Regions from separate parts of the Mus musculus genome. Here region 2 is linked to region 1. A link is a loop called in an ENCODE intact Hi-C map of the cell type or tissue named here. Cell type or tissue: heart. All regions are shown on one strand.

Evidence for each region. Peaks named below come from ENCODE experiments on the same cell type or tissue, not always from the same donor. Only the 100,000 strongest peaks of a DNase experiment are listed, where the experiment ranks them.
Region 2: it touches region 1 in a loop (2.6-fold over the local background); 13 of 42 quality-filtered maps call a loop at or near these places.

Annotation. Positions count from the first base shown.
Region 1 is chrX:48,407,253-48,412,252 of GRCm38, forward strand. Elf4 (E74-like factor 4 (ets domain transcription factor)) reads right to left here. Exons shown (of 9, transcript NM_001381876.1): 9 at 3,798-5,000. It also overlaps a transcript of Bcorl1 not described here. Among named protein-coding and RNA genes, the nearest start is that of Elf4, 45 kb to the right of the region's middle. In heart, a CTCF peak has its summit at 3,075 (motif pointing left); a DNase peak (open chromatin) is centred at 3,009; H3K4me3 peaks cover 927 bases; H3K27ac peaks cover 542 bases.
Region 2 is chrX:48,282,648-48,287,647 of GRCm38, forward strand. It overlaps 9530027J09Rik (RIKEN cDNA 9530027J09 gene), which reads right to left and starts at 2,779. Exons shown (of 4, transcript NR_045916.1): 1 at 2,748-2,779; 2 at 919-1,000. In heart, no CTCF peak of the experiment used is centred here; DNase peaks (open chromatin) are centred at 2,134, 2,654 and 3,114; H3K4me3 peaks cover 2,377 bases; H3K27ac peaks cover 1,994 bases; H3K27me3 peaks cover 1,848 bases.

The sequences.
Region 1 (5,000 bases):
CTCTCTCCTCCACCTGCCCCCCAACTCTCCTTTGGAATCTGTAAAGGGCCCGGAACTGACTAGGCTCCACATCAACTCGGGGAATGAGTGAGTGGCTCCTAGGCCTTTGGATGCCTGGTTAGATCTGGTACCAGAGGGACGGAGGAGGAGCTTGGGTTGTTTCCCTGGCCCCACCCCTCCATGGCATTGTCTCCCCCCCCCCTTCTTATTTTTCTACCGATTGCTATTTTTCCGAACAATCCTTGTAGAGAGTATGTACCATCCAAAGGCAGGAGGGCCTTGCTGGGGTTGGCTCTGGATGGAGATGGTACAGTTTTATTGTACAGGTGCTAAACTACAACAAAGAAGAAAATAGAAAAAAAAAGACAAAAAAAAGGAAAAAAAAAGCCAGTTTGGGGATGGGACAATCTGTCCTCTGGGGGCTCCTGACCCATTTAGGAGAGTTCTTTCTTTTAACTGTGTGTGTGTGTTTTGTTCCCAGAGGAATTTCTGAGTCCCCTTCTGTAGGACAGCCCCATCATCCTACCCAATTGGTTTTGAACAACTGTTTTCCCTTTTTAACGGCAACAAAATTATATATATAGATATACATATATATATATATATATATAAAGTTGGGGGGGTGGATTTCAATTTTGTTTTGTTGGAAATTATGATACTGTGTGGTTTGTTTTCTGGTTTTTTGGTTTGCTTTTGTTTTGTTTTTCTTTTTTGTTTTGCATTTCGGTGTGTATTCTGGCTGCCCTTTATGTTTCGTTTTAAGCAACTGGCTGTGGAGTCAAAAACACTTGCATACTGAAAAACCCGTGTCAGGGCCTTTGTCTCCTGTCCTCACTTTTCCCATTTGTGGCTTTTTGGGGGAGTTACGTAGTCCCTAGAGATGCAGGGGAGGGGGGAGCAAGTCAAATTAGAGCTTTGGTCTGGAAAGGGGCATGTTCCAGGGCCCCTGCCCACCTGAGGGAAAAATAGTCCAACTTGGGGTTGCTTTGATTTGGAAATGTAGAAGGGGCATTCTTGGACTAGAGTAACAGGAGTAGAAGAGGGACCCTTTGGCTGCTGGATGTTAGGATTCTCCCAATTCAGTCAGAAATAATCTGCTGACTCCTCTTTGGGCTGACACTACCCACCTGGCTATACTGTGGAATTCCCCACCTGCCACTTAATGACGTAACTATAAGGCAAGACACCTGTTCCTAGTTTTAGGATTACTCTTTAAGACAAACTGTGGCAGAAGGTCTTTGCAGGCCCCAGAATCTGTTCGAGGTGAGACTTTGTGAAGCTCTGGATCTTATAAACTTTTTGTTTGTTTTGTTTTTCGAGACAGGGTTTCTCTGTATAGCCCTGGCTGTCCTGGAACTCACTTTGTAGACCAGGCTGGCCTTGAACTCAGAAATCAGCCTGCCTCTGCCTCCCGAGTGCTGGGATTAAAGGTGTGTGCCACCACGCCTGGCTGGATCCTATAAACTTTAAGCGCTGTATCTTTGGGCCTCTTACTGTGGCTTGAGTGGGCAGGCCAGGAGAATGATGTGTCTGGCTTCTTAAAGTCCGGACATTCCCCAGGTCTGAACTTCAGCTGCAGTCCTTACCCATCCTTCAGCAAGGTGTTTCCACTGGAGTTTGCCCAGGTACGGAAACACCATCCTTTTGGAGGTACAGCATTAATCTGCCTTCCTGCTGTTCCCCTCCCCACTTCCTGATTACAAGGTCATCCCAAACACCCCATAGTGTTTCTACTTTCAGGTCTATCCTCTAGTTGAAACCTGTAGTCAGAAGGCAAGCATCCATGGTGACACATACCCATAGTCCCAAGGACATGGGGGGGGGGAGGCAGAATGGTTCCTGTGAACGCTGGGTCAGCCAGGGTTATACAGCAAGACCCAGCACCCAAACAAGCAAGGTGTGATAACGCATGTCTACAGTTCTACTTCTCTGAATAACAGAGGCAGGGGCTTGAGGTCAGCCCAGGCTACATAGGTGAGACCTTGTCTCAAAAGAACAAAAAGGAAATGCGGTTCAGAAGTCAGACAAGTCAGGAGGTTACAGAAGCCCTGTTGAGATTAACAGTATTCAGATAGGCCCCAAATGCCGTGGGAGCTCAAAGGGCTGGGCAAGGGCACCTGGATGCTTGGAGCAGATGGCACGGGAGAGGTAGTGAGCGGTGCATACTTAAATATAAATAGATGCCAGGGAATGGTGTTTGGAATGAGGGCACAATGTGAGTAGAGGCTTGGAGGAGAGAGAAGAGTCAACAGCACTTTCACATTTCATGCTTATGCGTTCTTTGACCCATACAGTAGCTGGAGACTATTGTCAGGTTATAAAGATCAAGGCTGACACGGAAGCTTTTCTTTTGCTGTGTTGGGTAGGGAAGAGCTGCCAAATGTTCAGGCAGACCTGGTAGATTAAGAAGGGGAGCAGGCCTAGCCCTGTGTCCCCCCTTACAGTGGCAGTTTCCACTATCAGGAGGGCTGGCCGCTGGGTGAGTGCTCCTCCCAGGCTCGGGGTGTGTGTGTGTGTGTGTGTGTGTGTGTGTGTGTGTCTCCTCCAGGTGCAGGCAAATGGTTGTAACAGATGCCTCGATTATTCTCCCATTTCAAGGGAGAAAGCGGTGGCGCGTGAAAGTGTTGCTAAAGGCAGGCTAAGGAGAGGGAGCATCGGGTCCAGGACCTGTCTAGAGGTTGGCGATGGCCTGGAGCGTGCTTTAGCGGCTTTAGGGAGCCCGCAGCGAGCCAGAGAGCCCAGTCGCCACTAGCTCACCTACAGGTACTAGAGACGGGGGCGGGGGGCGGGGCCAGGGAACGGTTGGCCAATGGGAAGGCGACATTCTGCGGACTGCTGAACTCTTGGAGAGGGAAGGGGACCGAGGAGAAAGTTTGAAGCTTCAAAGCCAGGGAGATTGTCGGCGGAAACCAAAGCCGCCCAGAAGTTGAGAATCAGGGAACACTTCCAAGGGACAGGAAGACGCCCGCTTAGTCTGCTCTTCTGGGAGCGGCGAGCCACGCCCTGGCCGCCCCTCCCTCCCGGGCTCCGCCTGGCTGGCCCACCATCTCCGGCTCCACAGCGCCACCTGCTGGATATTGGCTTCCATGCCCGGCGCACAGGGCAGAAGCGCTTGGAGGCTGCTGGCTGCAACTGGGAGCCCAAAGAGCTTGCTCACCCTGGGTCCAGAGTCTTCAAAGCTCTAGGTAACTGCCTTTCTGAGTGCAGTCAGCAAGCTCATGACCGGCAGACAAATTTGACTGTTCCCGTCCAAGGATGGGAGTGACATTTCTACCTCAGTCCCACCGAGGGATAAGGATATAGTGCTGAGTGCAGTCACTTGGAAGGGAGGCAGTGGCAGTTGTTTGGGAGTCGCCTATCAACACAGCATAGTTGAAGTTGAAAGCAGCTCTAAGCGCCAGGCGAACCCAATGATAGATAAACACGTGGGTAAAGGGAGTAGCTGCCTGAAATGTTATGATGGGTGGGCTGTGGTCCAGGCTGGGGATGTAGCTCAGTTGATAGAGTATCTATCCAGCATACAGGAAGCCCTGGATTCAGTCTTCAGCCCGAAATAAGGCGCGGGGATGGGAGGGGTGTGGCAACGAATGTCTGTAATCTCAGAATGGGGGAGATCATGCTTGGTCACATAGCCTGGGCTACATGAGACCGTCCCATCACGACCTTTAAAAATGACACCAAAATTACAAAACCACCATGATTATTAGCTCCTGAGCATGGAATGACCTACTTGTCCTCTTCCTGCCCGCCCCCCAGGTAAGGCAGAAGGTCCCACAATTGGAATCTGAACACCTTCAGCCTTTCAATAAACATTTATTGAGCACCTACTGTGTATCAGGCACTGTGGCTAGGTGCTGGGGATACATCACTGACTAGCACACAGCTCCTGCTCTGGAGGAGCTCACAGTCTGTTGAAGGGAAACCGTACATGAACACAATCAAAGAACTACATACAATGTGCTACAATAAGAGGTATATACAAAGTGCTGTGGGAGCCAGGAGGAGGGAGTCACATATCAGCCGCTGGGACGTGAGGACCATCACTTGACTCCTGACTCCATTAGGCAGGCCATCACAAAAGCAGGGGGATTGCTGCCACCTGACTCTGGTTCAAGGAAATCTGTCTCCTGAGGTTCTCCTGTAAGCCTCTTGCAGAACGCTTGTCAGCAAGGGTTAGTTAACCGGTTAGCTAGTTTAACACTCTGGGTAAGGAAGAAACTGAACAAGAAGTTGTCTTTAGGATCAGAGGGATGTTGAAAGTAATACAAATTTTTGATGTTAAGATAGAGGGTGAGGTGGTCCTGTGGGGGGGGGGGGCAGCACTGGGCAGTGAAGCACCTGGAGTAACTGCCTAAGCGAGAGGGGAGGACGGCGGTCAGCTACCTCAAAAGTTTGCTTCCCAGCTCTCATCAGATCAAACAGTAACTGGTCAGGGATGCTCATCTGCGTTATAGTATGCCCAGTGTTGTGGGTGACACGGTGGTGCCTACCCCTCAGAAGGTAACACACACAGGAGATAAAAGGTACTAAACTTACAGTCTAAGTAACAGTTTGTGATTACAACAGAGATGTCACAGGCTGTTTCTAGTCACCTGTCCATCAAGTGGCAGTTACAAGTTTAAGAATTAAAGGTAAGAACTGGCTGTTCCCACTCAATTCCATCTTGAGACACAGTTTTCCATTGTTAGTAAGAGGATAGAGCATATTGGTTAGATGGAACCCAGGAAAGAAAAGGCATTAAGTGGGAACAAGTTCAAAGACCATGGACTCCTCGAAGAGTACCTTGGCATGGGGTGAGTGGGGAATATCAGAGAGGACCCACTAGTGAAATGCCACCGACTTCGAGCTCTTTTCCCTGGTGGGTTGTTATCAAACTTCAAATCTTTCAAGATTTACTCTCCAAGTGCTCCCCAACTTCTTGGGCCCTGCCACGATTGGGGAACTAAAGCTAGGCCTAGACCAGCTAGAAAATCCTGAGTGGGTGGGGATCAGCAGTTTAA
Region 2 (5,000 bases), 120 kb before region 1:
TTAACCTCTGAATCTAGAAGCATGGACAAACCACAGCTGGATCCTACCCTTGATTGATCATAGAACCAAGCTGAAGGGAGATCTAACCCCGAGGAGTTGTAACTTAGCTTTTTGCATCTGTGTGCTTTCCAGCTTGTTCAGGTTGCTGTACACAGTGTCATTTGGAGATGTAGCTCAGAGGGGAATTTGGTTTCCTCTGAGAAATAAACATTCTATCCTACAGGAAGTTCCCCAAACATTAAGGCAACAACACAGAAAAGCTTCAGGAACTCCCTAAAACTGATTTCAGCCCTTCAGCACACCCTCCCCATCCCCCAGCCAGAGCAAATGATAAAAGCTGAGAGTCCACAGATGGAGAGAGACAAGCTGCAAAGACTAACTTAAGCTAGATGATCAGCTGCCTGGAAGAGGTTTAGACCCACCAAGGCCCCTGGAAGGGACTCTCTCCAGCATGTTGAGCTGCTTTCTGGCAGTGCAGTGTGCTCCAGGTCCCCAGCATTGTGAGCTGTCACCCACCCGTGCTTTGGTAGGCTTTGGTAATACAGCTGGGTTTCAGTCATTTTGCTCCTGTACACAAGCCCAATAAAACTCATTGGTTCACCAAGTTGAACTTTGGTGGTATCTGTACTTGGGTCTCTCTTGGGCTTCCTGTCTGGGGTGAGCAGACTTGTGTCTCCCCAGAAAGGATTTTTTCTTACATGACAAGTGTACCAGCCTATATACCTACAAGGCCCAGGTTTGATCCCCCCCCCCCCCCAGCAACCCCTAAAAGTAGAGCCATGGAGGCATGTCGACAGAAAGCTGAAAGAGCAGTATCGGTTTTTTGTATGTCTTCATAGTAACAAGACAGGCTTTTTCCTCACTTTACAGGGACACGTATGCAATCTCAGAAGTAAACGTGTTTCCTTTCTAACTCACCCAGCCAGTTCCTCACCAGGGATTCAAGCAGGATTCAGCCATATGGTCATTAACGCGGACTTTTGTATCCATGGGTGGCAGGCTGGTGGTGTAATGCAGTGGCAGCATTAGTGCTTAGCATGCCCAAGGCCCTAAACCACGCTGCACCTCGTGTTCTCTAGGGGAGACTCACCCCTCAGAACCTTATCACAAGATCCAAACTCAGAATATGCTGGAAGGTGTGAACCCCTCTGAGACACACTATGCTACGGTTGCAGCTTTAGACCTTTAGATCACCGGTCCTATTGCTACCATGGTTTTGGGTCTTTACAACCCCCCACCCACCCACCCATTCCATCTGGACCTCTGTCAGGCATGCTACTACTCTCCAAATGAATTCCAAAATGGTTAGACCTCCAGCTGCCTACCTACCAATACCTTGATTTCCATACGATAAGATTTCAGAGAATGTGATAAGTCCCATGTTACATGGTGAATCAGGAACTAGAACCTTAGGCTAACTTGGAAGTCAAAAGTCATACAATTTTTTTTCTCCCAGAATTTCTGAGTGGTAACTGTGTGTGCTCTTACCAATAGTCCTCAGGAAGTACCTGGGACTGGCTGTCAAGGGAAATAAATATAATGAGTAGTGTTCAATGCCCAAAGGACATTTTTTAACTTATGCACTGGCTTGAGATTGTCCATAATCCGCTCCGCTAGCTGTCACTTAAATCGGTAGCCAGTGAAGGGGAATGAGGAACCTCTACCTCCTCCTGCCTCCATTTAAGATACCTCAACATTCTTTCACTCTTAAGCACAAAGCTGCCATCTCTGTGCAAACCAGTTCCCAAATCGAAGCACCAATAAGTGGACAATTCCGGGTCTACTTTCTCGGGACCCTTCTGCGCGATGTTTGCGCCATACAACACTAAAGTGATGCAAGCCACCCCATCCTTCGAAGGCGAGGGCAGACGCTGGAACATGACATAAACGACGCCCACTCCCCGTTTTCCAAGCCCCCAAACGGATTCAATTGTTGTTTCGTGGGGCTCTTTTTTTTTTTTTTTTCCTTTTCTTCCTCCGAACCTCCGAAGTGTTCTTCCTTCCTATTGGCCAAAGCTGCCCCTTGACGCCACCCCGGCTTTGCTTACTGATTGGTCGGCTCTGGATGTGCCCAAGCCTTTTTCCCAGGGTGTGGCGCCCCCCTCCCGCCCCCAACAGGGTTCTGACCCCTGGCTCCTCCCTTCCCCCAACCCCCCCTCCCGTTCCGAATGGTACCGCCCTGGCTCGGCTCCCCCATGGCCCGGCCGCTGCCCTTAGGGCCCCCGGACGGGGCGGGGCACATTGGGGACGGGCAGAAGGCGGTGGTGGCGCCTTCCTGCCGAGCCCGAAGCCACCCCCGCCACCCTTCTACAACCCTCTTAGGTTCCACTTTCCCTTGAGCAGTTTTCGCCCTCCTTAGTAGCCCTGTCCCGTCTGTTGCAGCCCCCACTGGTCTTTTGGTCATCCCAAAGGGCAGCTTTCAATCCCAGCCCTCCGCGCTTGATACACGCCCATCAGCCTCCACCCTTGGGTTCTCGAAAGGCTTTCTCCCCGAGTCTGTACACCCTTCCCCTCCGGGTCCCTCTTTCTAGCGGACTGTCCATCCATCCCCGGGACCTCCCTCCCTGTGTGTGGCCGTTCCTCCCAGCGGCCTCCACTTCACGGTGTCCCCTCCCCTTCGTGGCCAGCGTGGTGGAGCACTCCTGCCCCCCCCCTTTCTCTGTACCCCCGCGCTCTCTTATGCTGTCCCTTCACGTCCCACTCTAAGTCCCTCCCACGCCATTCCCCCCACACACACACTCACACACCCCTCCCTGCGAGTCGTCCCCTGGCGCCCCTCCCCTAGCCCCCGCTTGTCTATGCCCCTCCCACACACCCGGTCCTTTTGTCTCCTCTTTGGTCTCTAAGTCCCCCGCCCCTCCCTCCCGCCCGCCCTCGCTCCCCGCGAGCACGCTCTTATCTTCCCCAGGTCCGGGCGCCCCGCCCCCTGGCCGCGCCCCGCCGGCTCCCCTCCCTCCCGCGGCCCCATCTCCACCCTCGGCGCTCCGCCCCCCCCCCCCCCCCCGCCAATCCCCGGTGGCTCGGGGCCCTCCAGCCGGGCCCACCTCCCTCGTTCCCTGGTTCGCTCCTCCCGCCACAACCTCCGCAGATCCCAGACCCACCCTTTTCGGGCCGCGGGCTCGGGCTCCCGCGCGTTCTCCCCACACTTGCACTCCTCCCTCCGCCCTGCTTTGCTACCTCGCCCAGGCCCCAAAGTCGCCCGGTCCGGGACACGGTGCAACCCGCCCTCGGGGAAGCCTCTTTCTTTGCAATGGTGCGGGCACCGCACGATCGGACCCACAGCCCTAGGAGCACAAACCCAAACTGGGCCAGTCCTGGCCGCCTTTACATAGTCCGGCTCTCGGAACCCGCCCGGGACCTTGTGCCCGTCGGAAGAGTATAGGGACCTGCTGAGCGCGGCTCCTCTGGCCTGCCCGGCGCGCCCAGGGGAGACACTGCGACCAGAATGCCAGGGATGTCTTTACCCAAAGCCTCCTTCAGTCTTCACCCAAAACCTGTGCATTCAGTAGGCTGCTCCCACCTGAGGTCTCGCGCTCAGCGGGCCTAGGTTGAGATGCTGTACCGAAAATCCTCCCAGCATCAGGGGCTGTAGTTTAGTTATGGTCCATCGGGCTCCATCAGTGAAAACAAGTGATAAGCCCTGACCACCCAGGGAGACAGGGGGCATGCACTTCTCAGCCTAGTGCTTTGTATCAACTGTCTGCAGGTGGAGGGCCTGGAACTAAACTCTTTCATCTCAGGTGAGGGTTGTGTCTTAAGTAGAGAACCAAGCCACAGGCCAATAACTAAAAAATATATCTGTTCCATAATGCCGACGTTGGCGGTATCTCTCCCCTGAACCTCTTCTGCCAAAACCTTATTTACGCAGCAGACTGGAAGTTCTTTGAAGGAGGTCCCTGTTCCTCACCCTAGCTCACTCAATGGATCTCTTGTGATTGGCAGATAACTGGATGTGTTTGTTAACTGCCCGCCTTTGTGACTTAAGGTTGTAAACTGGCAAGGGCCAGGACCAGTTGGGGATTACTAGCTTGCGCCAGGCACAGCATGGTGCCCAAAGGGATGGACAAGCAATGGTGTGTAAAGCTGATGAAAGTACTTATGCAGGAGGCAAATGCCTGCCTCTGGGTCTCCAGAACTGTTCCGGAACTGCACCTGAGTGAGGGAGAAACTAAGGAAGCTGCTTTAGCTCGTCTGCAATCCAAAGCAGAGCTAGTGGCGCCAGGTATATAGTTCTAGTCACCAACTGAATACAAGTGTTAGCACTATCCACTTCTGGGAGTGGGTTTGCAAGGAGACATAAAATCATCCATTTCAGTTTACAACGGAAACCGAGAAAAAGTAAGTAGGCAGGACTTTCTCACTGTGAAACAAACTGTCCCATATAAGGAACAAACCTGTAGCTCTTCATCTACTTGTCCCCAGGTCGAGCTGAACCCCAATCTGTCATTTGAAGAAGCCTGCAAACAGACTGGACTCCATCAGCAGCACTTACGGCGGGCTGGGAAGGTAGGGGTGGGGGACAGTGCAAAGACTCCATCCTCCCATTTATGGGTATATTCATCCTGAGCTTTGCAGCAGCTCATTTGTAACCTGCTCACTTTCGGGCTAGTAAAGCTCCCTGCCCACCTCAAAACCCCACCCCTCCCTAGTTGCTCTGTGTCCCCTGTTCCTCCTCAGCCCTACACTGTCTTCACCCAAGCCAGCCTGCTCTAAATGGACTCGGTCACTGATCCAAGCAGAAACTGAAACAGTAACAATCAGACAGTGTCAAGAGACTCCAGCAGAGATGCCTCGGATCGCCCGGCCTCCTCCTCTGCCTTGGCACAGATGTTCTTATTGTCCAAGAAAGAAATACCAAATTCCCTCTTCAAGCTAGAGAGGGGATATTGCAAGGCTTATCCCCAAGGCCCAGCCCAGTTCTTCTGCCCCCTGATTATTCATCAGTTGGAGACTGTCACCAGCCCCTTCCCCATGCTAGCCAAGATTTTTCTCCCCCTCAC